Regions from separate parts of the Homo sapiens genome. Here regions 1 and 2 are each linked to region 3. Evidence: chromatin contacts called from ENCODE Hi-C or POLR2A ChIA-PET data. All regions are on one chromosome and are shown on one strand. The core of a region is the stretch at or near the end of the contact, and the rest is flanking DNA. Distances in the headings are between cores, read along the strand shown. Region 1 has its middle 9.7 kb from the start of GPR25. Region 2 has its middle 6.5 kb from the start of INAVA. Region 3 has its middle 5.1 kb from the start of LINC00862.

What was found. Hi-C counts contacts between places; a loop is a spot of excess contacts on that map. ChIA-PET counts read pairs that join two places held with the same protein, here RNA polymerase II (POLR2A). Pooled maps may share reads with other maps.
Region 1: a map with no recorded cell type shows a loop between it and region 3 (4-fold over the local background). The contact joins two enhancer-like sites. A Hi-C loop is called at or near these places in 4 of 37 single-sample maps with no recorded cell type and 1 of 50 pooled maps.
Region 2: a loop to region 3 is called in a map with no recorded cell type, with 5 times the contacts of the local background. The contact joins two enhancer-like sites. A Hi-C loop is called at or near these places in 1 of 37 single-sample maps with no recorded cell type. POLR2A ChIA-PET finds 5 or more read pairs at or near these places in 1 of 52 experiments (Caco-2).

The regions. Positions count from the first base shown.
Region 1 is chr1:200,861,206-200,865,316 of GRCh38, forward strand. It overlaps the pseudogene RPL34P6. Among named protein-coding and RNA genes, the nearest start is that of GPR25, 9.7 kb to the right of the region's middle. Within about 2 kb of position 1,631, at least 5 of the 41 ENCODE cell types and tissues checked have a DNase peak (open chromatin) inside an H3K27ac peak, as active enhancers do.
Region 2 is chr1:200,886,492-200,890,263 of GRCh38, forward strand. No RefSeq gene overlaps it. Among named protein-coding and RNA genes, the nearest start is that of INAVA, 6.5 kb to the right of the region's middle. Within about 2 kb of position 1,945, at least 4 of the 41 ENCODE cell types and tissues checked have a DNase peak (open chromatin) inside an H3K27ac peak, as active enhancers do.
Region 3 is chr1:200,376,990-200,380,861 of GRCh38, forward strand. No RefSeq gene overlaps it. Among named protein-coding and RNA genes, the nearest start is that of LINC00862, 5.1 kb to the left of the region's middle. RefSeq lists an enhancer at 3,783-3,832. Within about 2 kb of position 2,467, at least 5 of the 41 ENCODE cell types and tissues checked have a DNase peak (open chromatin) inside an H3K27ac peak, as active enhancers do.

The DNA.
Region 1 (4,111 bases), core at 381-2,880, 480 kb after region 3:
CGTCATGCCTAATTATATACCTGAAGAAATATCTGGTTAGTAGACATAAATGTGGTTTTCTAGCTTGGGACCTTTTTGATAGGTTCTGTAACTTCAGAGCACAGCTATATTTCCACAATATTTCCAGTACTTTAATTTTCAGAAATAAAAATATTTAACCCGGCCGGGCGCGGTGGCTCACGCCTGTAATCCCAGCACTTTGGGAGGCCGAAGTGGGCGGATCACGAGGTCAGGGGATCGAGACCATCCTGGCTAACATGGTGAAACCCCGTCTCTACTAAAAATACAAAAAAAATTAGCCAGGCCTGGTAGCGGGCACCTGTAGTCACAGCTACTTGGGAGGCTGAGACAGGAGAATGGCATGAACCCGGGAGGCAGAGCTTGCAGTGAGCCGAGATTGCACCACTGCACTCCAGCCTGGGCGACAGAGCGAGACTCCGTCTCAAAAAAAAAAAAAAAAAAAACCCTAAGACCCAGGCAACATTAGAAAAATGTACACAATGCCAGGTATGGTGGTGGCTCATGCCTATAATCCCAGCACTTCGGGAGGCCAAGGCAGGCAGATCACTTGAGGTCAGGAGTTTTGAGACCAGCCTGGCCAACACGGCGAAACCCTGTCTCTACTAAAAAATAAAAATTAGCCAGGCATGGTGGCATACGCCTGTAATCCCAGGTACTCAGGAACATGAGGCAGAAAAATTGCTTGAACCCAGGAGGCGGAGGTTGCTGTGAGCCAAGATCGCACCTCTGCAGTCCAGCCTGGGTGACAGAGTGAGGCTGTGTCTCAAAAAAAAAAAAAAAAAAAAAAAAAGTGTACACAAACCCTAGAGCCCCCACACAATAAGAATGTGTTGCCTTATGACTGAAATTGATACTTCTTAACTAGGGCAGAGGAAAATATTCTGTAGTGAATAGGAACAAACACCTTTATTTCATGATCTGTCTACACAGAAAGATGATAATAAAATTCAGCAAAGGAAATGTAGCTGTAATGTTATGACCTAGGAATTGGCTATTGGAGAAACACATCTATAAAATGAGTGTGAAATTCTGTCGTCCCTTAGAAGTATATAGATGCTTAAGAAATAGGTATCTTCTCAAAAGAAACAAATGAGATATTAATGATTTTGCCTAATTTGATGGGGGTGGGGGAAGTACACAGATTGGTATGTCAGAGTTGCTCTTCAAATAAGGAGATCTAGAATCTAGTTTCAGTCACTTCCTTTTTGCCCCTGTGGGCATGTAGGTCTTCTAGCAACTCAAGGCCACATGCTTAGACAACACAGATTAGTTTTGTACATGTGTTTAAATCACTGTGGTGATATGTGTCACAACAACAGCTAAAATCAGATAACTTTATTCCATCTACAGTGGCTTATTTATGTCAGGAAAATAGGGGGCAATTATTTTCCATCAAAGAGGTGAAAAGCAAATTAAGAAATGTTTTAAGACCCACTAAGGTTTTTTTTTTTTTTTTTTTTTGGGGACACATTAAGCAAAGCCACCATGGTACCTTAGGCTACTAATGCATTTGATTCTTCTTAACCCCAACCTGTTGTTTTAGGTGATTGAACCTGTGATTCAGCCTTCAGTAGGTGTTAGAGGCATCCAACACAGGTGGCAAGTATCGTCTACAGCACCTCTACTTCACAGTTACATTCAGCTGCTGTGATTCCTGGCCGACCCTATTATTCATACTTCAGGGTTTGTGTGTTTATATAGAAAAGGAAATGTGGCTCTCAACCCGAGATCGCGCTGCTGCACTTCAACCTGGGTGACAGAGTGAGACTCAGTCTCAAAAAAAAAAAAAATTGCTTTATAATTTAAAAGATTCTTTGCTTTGCTTTCTCTTTTAACTTACTGCTGCCTGGGAGGAGGTGAGCATTTACGTCTCCATTCTACAGATGAGGAAGATGAGGCTTTAAAAGGTTAGTAGCTGTCCCAGGGACTCAAAGCTAGTAAGTGACAGCATTACAAGTGGCACCTAAGCCTTCTGGTTTCAAATCCCCTTACTGTGCCATATGGTACAGTTTCCCACTGCGTTGTACATGTTGTGGAATAAGAATAAGGCTCACAGCTGTTACTAGTTAATAACGTATTCACCATTGGTAGAAAACTCAGAACTTGTGGTTAAAGTGGATTTTGTTCTCTTGCCCAAGACTGTTAACCATCATCAACACAACAGCTAAAATCAGCCTGTTACGCTCACCTGCTGTTTAATATCTAGATTCATAAAGATGAGAGAATGGAAAAACTGCAAAAGTGGTGAAAACAAATTCTGATAATAGGTTAATCAGAATTATCTAGGAAACAGTTATTAGATGAAAGGGGCTAGGTAGGTCACAAAGGTAAGTTCTCTTCCATCAAGGAACTCTTGAAGTGGATGCCATTAGACCTTTACAAACAACGGATATACCGTGTGCTGTATTAGAGGTATGGAACCGAAAGTAAAGGACAGATGCGCCCTTGTCTTGTCAACAGTAAGAGCCTCTTGTCCATCAAGAGAATTCATGTACTTTATAGGGTACTAACTCTACTAAAACTAACTCTATAAAGAACTTAAGACTGCTCTTCCTGGGGAACTTGTCTACAGGCACTCAGAATGGTCCAGCATTTGACATACTGTCATAGGCTTTCCTACAATACAGCCTCTAACAAAACTACGCGAACCCCTGGTAATAGAATTGTTTACCTTTATACCAAGAAGGTTGGGAAAGCATCAAAATCTGCGTGTGGCGTGTGCCCAGGCAGACTTTGAAGGGTTTGTGCTGTAAGACCTAAAGTTCTTATGAGGTTGTCCAAAACAAAGAAACATGTCAGCAGGGCCTATGTTGGTTCCATGTGTGCTAAATGTGTTTGTGACAGGATCAAGCGTGCTTTCCTTATCAAGGAGCAGAAAATTGTTGTGAAAGTGTTGAAGGCACAAGCAGAGTCAGAAAGCTAAATAAAAAATGAAGCTTTTTTGAGTAATAAAAATGAAAAGACTTGCTGTATGGAAAAAAAAAAAGACTATCTTACGTTGTCAGCCAACAGGATACCACATTAATTCTTTAAATACTGAATTTTGCCGGGCGCGGTGGCTCACGCCTGTAATCCCAGCACTTTGGGAGGCTGAGGCGGGCAGATCACGAGGTCAGGAGATCGAGACCATCCTGGTTAACACGGTGAAACCCCGTCTCTACTAAAAATACAAAACTTTAGCCGGGTGTGGTGGCGGGCTCCTGTAGTCCTAGCTACTCAGGAGGCTGAGGCAGAAGAATGGCGTCAACCCAGGAGGCGGAGCTTGCAGCTAGCTGAGATCGCTCTGCTGCACTCCAGCCTGGGCAACAGAGCGAGACTCCATCTCTAAAAAAATAAATAAATAGTGAATTTTGAATTGCAGAGACATCAGTTCTGTTGATAGGGCCTTGAGGTCCTCATTTATGATGAGAACAAAACTAACTAAACTGCATCCTCTTTCTTAGCCAGAGGCTAAGTACAGATATTTTTGTATACATTACGAAATGAGTTTGTACTTGGATTCTTTATCCTTATAGTCTCAACACAATCGGTATTCAATAAATATTCGTCAAATGAATACATGAAGGGAGGACTATGCAGTCCTGGCCCAAAATTCAAAATCAAATTCAAAACATGTTCTGATTTCTTCTAGGTCACCCTTCATTTCTTACTATAGATATTTTTGCCCCCAAAATACAAACCCAAAGTTGGCTTTTCTGCTCTGACTCCCCCTGGTTCATGCCATTTCAAAGGACCCAGGTGCAGCTTGAAAATCTGACCTATTGGTCACCGTGACACAATGATGTACTGTTCCTTTTTACCTCTCTCCAGCTCCTCTCACAAATTATGGGCCAGTCTCAAGGCTCAGTTATTCATGTTCTGCTGTCTCCACTCTTTCCAAGAAGGGCTTCAATATCAGCTTTGACTGACACCTCCATTCAGAATCTACATCTCCAGCCCTGAAAGCTTCCTCTGGGCCCACTCATGCATCTAACTGCCATCTCAACATTTTCACCTGGGAGTTCCAAAGTCATCCTCAACTTAATCTGTTTAAAAACCAAAAGTCAACCTGATTTTACAACTTCCTTATAAAAGCAACTCTCCTTCCTGA
Region 2 (3,772 bases), core at 695-3,194, 510 kb after region 3:
AATTTTTGTATTTTTAGTAGAGACGAGGTTTCACCATGTTGGCCAGGCTGGTCTCGAACTCCTGACCTCAGGTGATCTGCTCGCCTTGGCCTCCCAAAGTGCTGGGATTACAGGCGTGAGCCACTGTGCCCGGTCTGTCAGGTGCTATTTTAGAGGGCACCTCCAGCCCAAGGTCTTTGAAAAATGCAACTGCTATTAGTGGTATTAAACAAAATTTATTGGAGGTCATTGATTTGGACTGACCTCCTGCTCTAGGCTTAACAGAACAAACCAAAATGGTGTCACTTATGCTAAAGTTTGATGTCACCAAACTGAAACTAAGTTGTTTATCTGACCTTCCAAGAAAACAGGAGAGAGAGAAAGATAATAGCCAAATCCCCAGATAGGCCAGTTTTAGCCAGCATGATAAGAAGTCCCCTCTGCTTTAACCTTTACAAAGAAAGTTAACTGAAGTTACCTGATGCTAACTGGTTGCTTTTTGTTCTGATTCTGCTTTCTTCAGCCCTTTTCTGCCTGTAAAGCCAACCTCCTCTGCTCAGCTCATTGGAGCACTTTTTCTCAGTTTTTAGAGAAAAATGCTACCCAGCTTCATAAGTCACAAATAAAAGCCAATTACATCATTTAACTAAATTTGTCATAATTTTGTGTTTTGACAGAGGGGTAATAATCATCCAGCCCTCAGACCCCCGACACGGTGTCTTCACCTCCTGCCAGTGTTTCAGGCTTCCTGAGGTGCAGCCCAGCTGGGACGTGGAAATTCCCGACCCTACACACCACCGCCCGCGGGGAAGGAAACATGGACCTGCACCAAAGTGTCTTTACTGTGTGCCATCTGATTGCAAACAGAACTGGGCTTTCCAAGAGAAACTGAGGACAGTGGAGAGCTTTTATCTTGAACCCGGGAGGTGGAGGTTGTAGTGAGCCGAGATCGCGCCACTGCACTCCAGCCTGGCGACAGAGCGAGACTCTGTCTCAAAAAAAAAAAAAAGAGCGAGAGAATGGCCACAGAGGCCCGGGCATTAGGGCTTACTGGACCAGGGATGCTGCAGGGGGCTTGGGCTTGCGGTTAGAGAGGGGCCAGGTTTTGCTCTCCCCAAAGCAGGGGTCCAAGTCTCCCCAAAGCAGGGGTCCAAGTCTCCCCAAGTGGGGCCACAGAAAGCAGGGGGCTCCAGGTTAAATTAGAGCCTCCAGGCCACCCCACACCCCGCTCTCTACCCCCCAGCACTTTCACCCTTAGGTTTTCTTCCTCCAGGGCACACAGAAGAGCAGATTTCTGGCAACTGTCAGAAATCTGACCCCCCAGGGGTCCAGCCCAGGAGAGCGAGTTACAAGAAGGGCAGAGGTCGGGGAAAGCGTGTCAGGGGCCAGTGCTCTCCATGTGCAGTGCGAGGTCACTGTCCTGTGGTCCCTGAAATCTTCTGGGAGCCCAGGCAGCCAGGATAGAAGAGCTGTAGAGGAAGGGGGAGGAGGAAAGAGAGAGAACAAAGGGAAAAAAAAGTGAAGAAAGAGAGGAGGCGGGGAAGGTAGGAAGAGGACCCTAACTTCCTGGAGAGGACCTGGGAACATTGAGAAACCAGCCCAGGATTGCTGGCCAGGAGGATGCTGGTGTGTCTCTGGGGAGCAGGCTCCTTTCCCATCTCATGCAACTCAAGAGTCTGAGCCCCAGTGATGGGCTTGCCCCTCTCCTCCAAGCAGCTCTCTAGATTCAGTATCCTGGACCCATTTGGGGGTTTTTCTTCCTTTGAAGCACTTTGAAGCAGCTGAGTGAGGCCCCCTGGCTGGACCTCCTAAGTCAGCTGTATGCGTTTCGCATAGCTACTCACCCGCCTGCAGCCCAGCCTGCACCCGATCAGTTGAGAGGGATCTGGTCCACAGAGGCTGAGGCCAATAGAGGACAGTGCCCCTTCTGCACCTGCCTCTGGCTGTGAGCTGCAGGATGTGGTCAGGAGAGGAAGCGAGGCCTAGGCCCAAGTCATTCTGGGGTTTCCAGAGAGCTTCTCACCCAGGGCATTGACAGGGCACTGTCTGGGTCTAGGCACGCCTCCCTCTCCTCATCCGGCCCCTGGAGCAAGGGTCGGGGGAAAGGGAGAGTGGGGAAGTTCAGCCTCCTCCCCCTCTTCCTCTGCCTGGCCAGAGAGCCTGAGGATTGTGAAATTGGACCAGGATAGCTCCCTCCGGGCAGGGAGAGGACTCAGTGAGTCCCTCTACTGCGTATGGGGGAGGATGGTGCTTCAGGGTGCGAGCAGCTGCCCAGCTACCATGCAGCTTTTAGAAGCTCAGCTAAGGACATCCAACTTTGCTTCCCTTTCTCCTGCCTAGCAAGAACTCAAAGGTTTTCCCCACTTCCCTTCCACTTCCCAGAAAACCCCATCTGATGGAGAATGCTTGCCCCTTCAGCCAAAGTGGGAAGGAGAGAGAGCTGATGGGGGCTTAGCGACCTCTTCCAAATCGCACCTCCTTCCTTCCCCTACATGGGCTGAGCAGTCAGTTTCCAATGAGGACTCTGGTTTCTGCTTCCATGGTGCCTGCTTCTGAGGCCCTTGACCTCTTCCCTCTGCCTTTCACCCACTCTCTCCCCTCTGCCACAACAGGAGTCTAGGCGCCATCGCCCTCGCCTGCATTCCTGCCTGCCTATGCTTTCTCCCCACTCCAACCACTCACATGCCACTCATCTTCTAAAGGTCAGTTTGCCCAGTTCATCTCCTGGGTCAACGTTTTTCAGCAGTGTGATGGTTAATTTTACGTGTCAACTTGGCTAGGCCCAGTGCCCAGATATTTGGTTAAACATTTTTTCAGATGTTTCTAGACGGTGTTTTGTTGTTTTGTGTGTGTGTGTGTGTGTGTTTTTAGATGAGATTAACATTGAAATTAATAGACTTTGAGTAAAGCAGATTACCCTCCAATCTGTGGAAGTCCTGGTTGGAACAAAGTCTGATCTCCCTGGAGCAAGAATGAATCCTGCCAGCAGGTTGCTTCGAACTTGAACTCCAGCTCTTCCCTGGATCTCCAGCCTGAGAGTCTATCCTGCAGATTCTGGATATGCCAGCTTTCACAATCCAATGAGCCAGTTCCTTAAAATCAATCAATCTCTCTCTTGCATTCTCTCTCTCTAGATATAGCTATCTATACATACACATCTTACTGGTTCTGTTTCTCAGAGAGTGCTGATTAATTCAAGTAGCTTCTCTTCAACTTCAGTATAAAAATCTTAAATCCTCACCTAGCCCACAAGGCTCTTAGTCATCTTACCTCATATAATGCCTTTGTACAAATTAGAAAAAGCCACCCTCTCTAGGCAGATACAGCTCTGACCAAACATAGGGCGAGGTGGGTGGAGAATGGTGAACCTTCCCTCTTAGTATAGTGCACAACCTGGACAACCACATGGAGTTGCCTTACTTTTGTTTGTTTGTTTGTTGTGTGTGTGTGTTTTTAATTGAGACAGAGTCTCGCTCTGTCACCCAGGCTGGAGTGCAATGGAGTGATCTTGGCTCACTGCAACCTCTGCTGCATGGGTTCAAGTGATTCTCATGCCTCAGCCTCCTGAGTAACTGGGACTACAGGCTCCCAGCACCATGCTCGCTAATTTTTTTTGTATTTTAAGTAGAGATGGGGTTTTGCCATGTTGCCCAGGCCATTCTTGAACTCCCGACCTCAGGCGATCCGTCCGTATTGGCCTCCGAAAGTGCTGGGATTACAAGCGTGAGCCACCGCGCCTGGCCGTTCGTTGTGGGTTTTTTGTTGTTGTTGTTGTTTTGAGACAAGGTCTTGC
Region 3 (3,872 bases), core at 1,217-3,716:
AAACAATTCCCTCCCACTTGATCACTCTCTATCTCCATACTCTGTTTGTTGTTGTTGTTTTTAAGTAGAGAAGTAGTCTCACCATGTTGCCCAGGCTGGTCTTGAACTCCTAGGCTCAAGTGATCCTCTCACTTTGGGCTCCCAAAGTGCTAGGATTATAGGCATGAGCCAACATGCCTGCTCTCTGCTCTTTCTTTATAGCACAGATCTCCATCTATGTTTCTTTACTTATTACTTGTCTCCATCAGCAGGGGCAGCATCTCTGTTTTATTCACAGCAGTATCCCTAATACCTGAAACAGTACCTGGCTCAGAGTAGGGTCACAAACACGCACACACACACACACACACACACACACACACACACACACACGGCTGAATTTGATGAGTGAATACACATGGCCCTATGGTGCCAAAGACTATTTACAAGTCTCAACACTGGTCTACAACCCAGCACTCTCCTGCTGCTATTCCCTGGGGAGAGGTTGGGACTGGGTTCCTCTCTAAGTATAGTATCCTCACTTGCAAGAGGGCAGCTGGGTGCTTAAACTGTATCAGCTCTAATCTTCACCACAATCCATTTTACCAGTTTGGAAACAGACAGGTTAAGTAAACTACTCAAGCTCAGCTAGAGTGACCCTCACCCTGTTTCTTATGAAGGGGTTTCCACAGTCAATAGAAAACTCTTCTACAGGCAGCTACAAAGATATGCATTGAAGTGACCACATAGCTTCATTATAAATCTCTTTACTGATTCTATGCCTTCATAGGGAAAAATGAGAATAACTACTTTTATAACAGACTAAATGAAAATTAATTTCAGAGAGTTTATAGAAAATGGCCAGGTGCAGTGCCTCAAGCCGGTAATCCCAGCACTTTGGGAAGCTGAGGCAGGTGGATCACTTCAGGTCAGGAGTTTGAGTCCAGCCTGGCCAATATGGTGAAACCCCATCTCTACTAAAAACACAAAATTTAGCTGGGCATGGTGGCATACGCCTGTAATCCCAGCTACTCAGGAGGCTGAGGCAGGAGAATCATTTGAACCCAGGAGTCAGAGGTTGCATGAGCCAAGATCGCGCCACTGCACTCCAGCTTGGGCAACAGAATGAGACTGCCTCAAAAAAATAAAAATACAAAATACAAAAAGAAAATGAATGTTATTTCCACTTTCATTTTTACTCCTCCCCTAACTGGCCTAAGTTTTTCTTACCAAATTGCCATTAGATTTTCAAAATGCTATGCTAAATAAAATACTGTTGGCCTTCATGTTTGAAAATGATGTTGCTGAGAGTGCTATTTTTTAAGCTAGAATTTTTACAGTCAGCAAATAAAGTAATGGTCGGTAAATTCAAGACCAGTTCCACAGAATAGATTGACTTCCTTTTAACCTGCTGGGCAAGAGTGAATGCTATTTTTTTTTCTATGTTTAACATATTCATGAGGAGCAGGGATAGAGTAAGTACATTCAAGCCACAGGTAGTCAAAATAATTTTTTGCCATTGGTTTTAATTATATATGCCATGATATCTTCTGGTAGAAATGACAAACTATAAAGATAGGTTTGTGCTTCACATCCTATTCTTTTCCATTGTTGCCTGACAGAAGCCCCAATGAATAGGGAAATTACATCCTTGGCTACAAAAATGGGCATGCAATTAGAATCATCCAACGGACAAAGAACCTAAAAAATTTTAGGGATTTTGGCACTCCTGTTTCCAATATCTTTGCTTCTTAGAAGGAAAAAACTCAAGTCAAGCAATTTGCTGCAAAGCACAGACACTGTGACACATTCAGCAAGGACCAAGGTGTCCTAATTTCCCTGCAATCAGTGTTTTCTTTTTTTTTTTTTTTTTTTTTTTTTTTTTTTTTTTTTTTTTTTGAGATGGAGTCTTGCTCTGTCACCCAGGCTGGAGTGCAATGGCATGTCTCAGCTCACTGCAAGCTCCGCCTCCTGGGTTCAAGCGATTCTCCTGCCTTAGCCTCCTGAGTGGCTGGGATTACAGGTGGATGCCACAACACCTGGCTAATTTTTGTAATTTTAGTAGAGACAGGGTTTCACCATGTTACCCAGGCTGGTCTTGAACTCCCGACCTCAGGTGATCCGCCTGCCTCAGCCTCCCAAAAGTGCTGGGATTACAGGCATGAGCCACTGCACCCGGCCCAGTGTGTTTTCTTCGGAAACCAATGATTATCCTCCAATTGGTCTGGAAGAGAGAGAGAATCTCCACAGAAAACCTGCATATAACTCTTCTGGCACTGTTCACAGTTAAGAATTGCAAATTACTTTACAAAATTACTTCTCTCAAAATACCCAGACACCTGGCCACAGACTGCCAACCTAATACTAAAATAGGCACCTTGATCAGCTCACGCTGTGACTTTAACCATTCAGCTGCATTTGACCACAGCGACAGATATCTTTGCCAAAAGAAATATGAAAAACTCTGGGAGCTGATTGCAAAATTGGGATTGGTCCAAACTTTTCCAAAGTGATGGCTCTGTTGTCTGGAATGTCTCACAGCCAGGACATTTTTCTCAACACGTCAGCTCTATATAATGAAAGCAATAAGAAGAAAATCAGATGTGCACAGAGCTTTTCTCTCTCTGCCTAATATGGGAATAATAATTAACTGTCCAAAAATGTAAGCACTGGCTCATGGCTGATGATTCACCTTTAAAGTTGTGCAAAGAAAAAGGCCAAACCTTTTGCAAAGCATGTATCAGTCATAAAAATGTCTACTTCCTTTGACACAGTAATCTTATTGCTGGAAACTGATCCTAAGAAATGATCCAAAAGAAAAGATGTTCACTACAAAATATGAATCAACCTAAATGCCCAATAATCAGAAAAATGTTAGCTATAGTACATGTTTCTAATGAAATACTATATTATCATTAAAAATAAATTATGAAGACTGTCACAATATACAGAAAATAGAGGATGATATTAAATTGAAAAGCAGAATACAGATGATATATGTGCATTATGAATATAACCATGTTCAAATATATTTGCACAGAGGAAAAATGGAATAGCAGTATTATGGGTGTTTTTTCTCTTTTTAACATTTTGTAATGTTGATCTACTGTTTTATATGTAGAGAGAGAAAGGGTCTCACTCTGTTGCCCTGGCTGGAGTGCAGTGGTGCAATTATAGTTCATTGCAGTCTCGAACACCTGGGCTCAAGCAATTCTCTCACCTCAGCCTCCTCAGTAGCTAGGACTACAGGTGCCAGCCATTGTGCCAGGCTTGTTTTAATCTTTTTTTAAGTTATGTACAATATTTCATATTCCTTTCTATACAATAAACCAGCACATAAATAATTTTTAAATTATCTAAAATAGCTAGCTCATTTCAAATATTTGTCCTTTAAAAATTATGAGCAGGACACTTGCCCAACATTTGACAACCAGCAGAATATCCATGCCAGTTTTGCTTCAACCCCTCTGACCACTCCAAAGTCAACATAGATTCACCTAAGCCCAGAATATAGTCGGATCAGAAAGGCACATGGCTCTGCCCCTGAAAAACTCCTGGCTCAGGCCCTCCCCTAAAGAAACCAGCCAGGTGGTTCCATGGGGATCTGGGTCCCGAGCCTCTACTACTATTTCCAGGGAAGACCTGGTTTGTGAAAACCTCTGGGTCTACTTCCTGCAGCCACCCTTGTGCTCTGGAAGGCAAGTAAGCCATTTCAATATGGACTTTGGATCCTGGACCCAAAGGTAGAAAAATACACAGCTATGAGGCCTTTGTTTTGATGTTTGTTTCTCAAAAATGGATTTTTTCACACCCAGTACATGTGGGGAGCAGCTGTTTTGTAGACAACCCTACAGATCTCCACAGAAAGATGAAGAGGTGGGGGCTGCCCCACT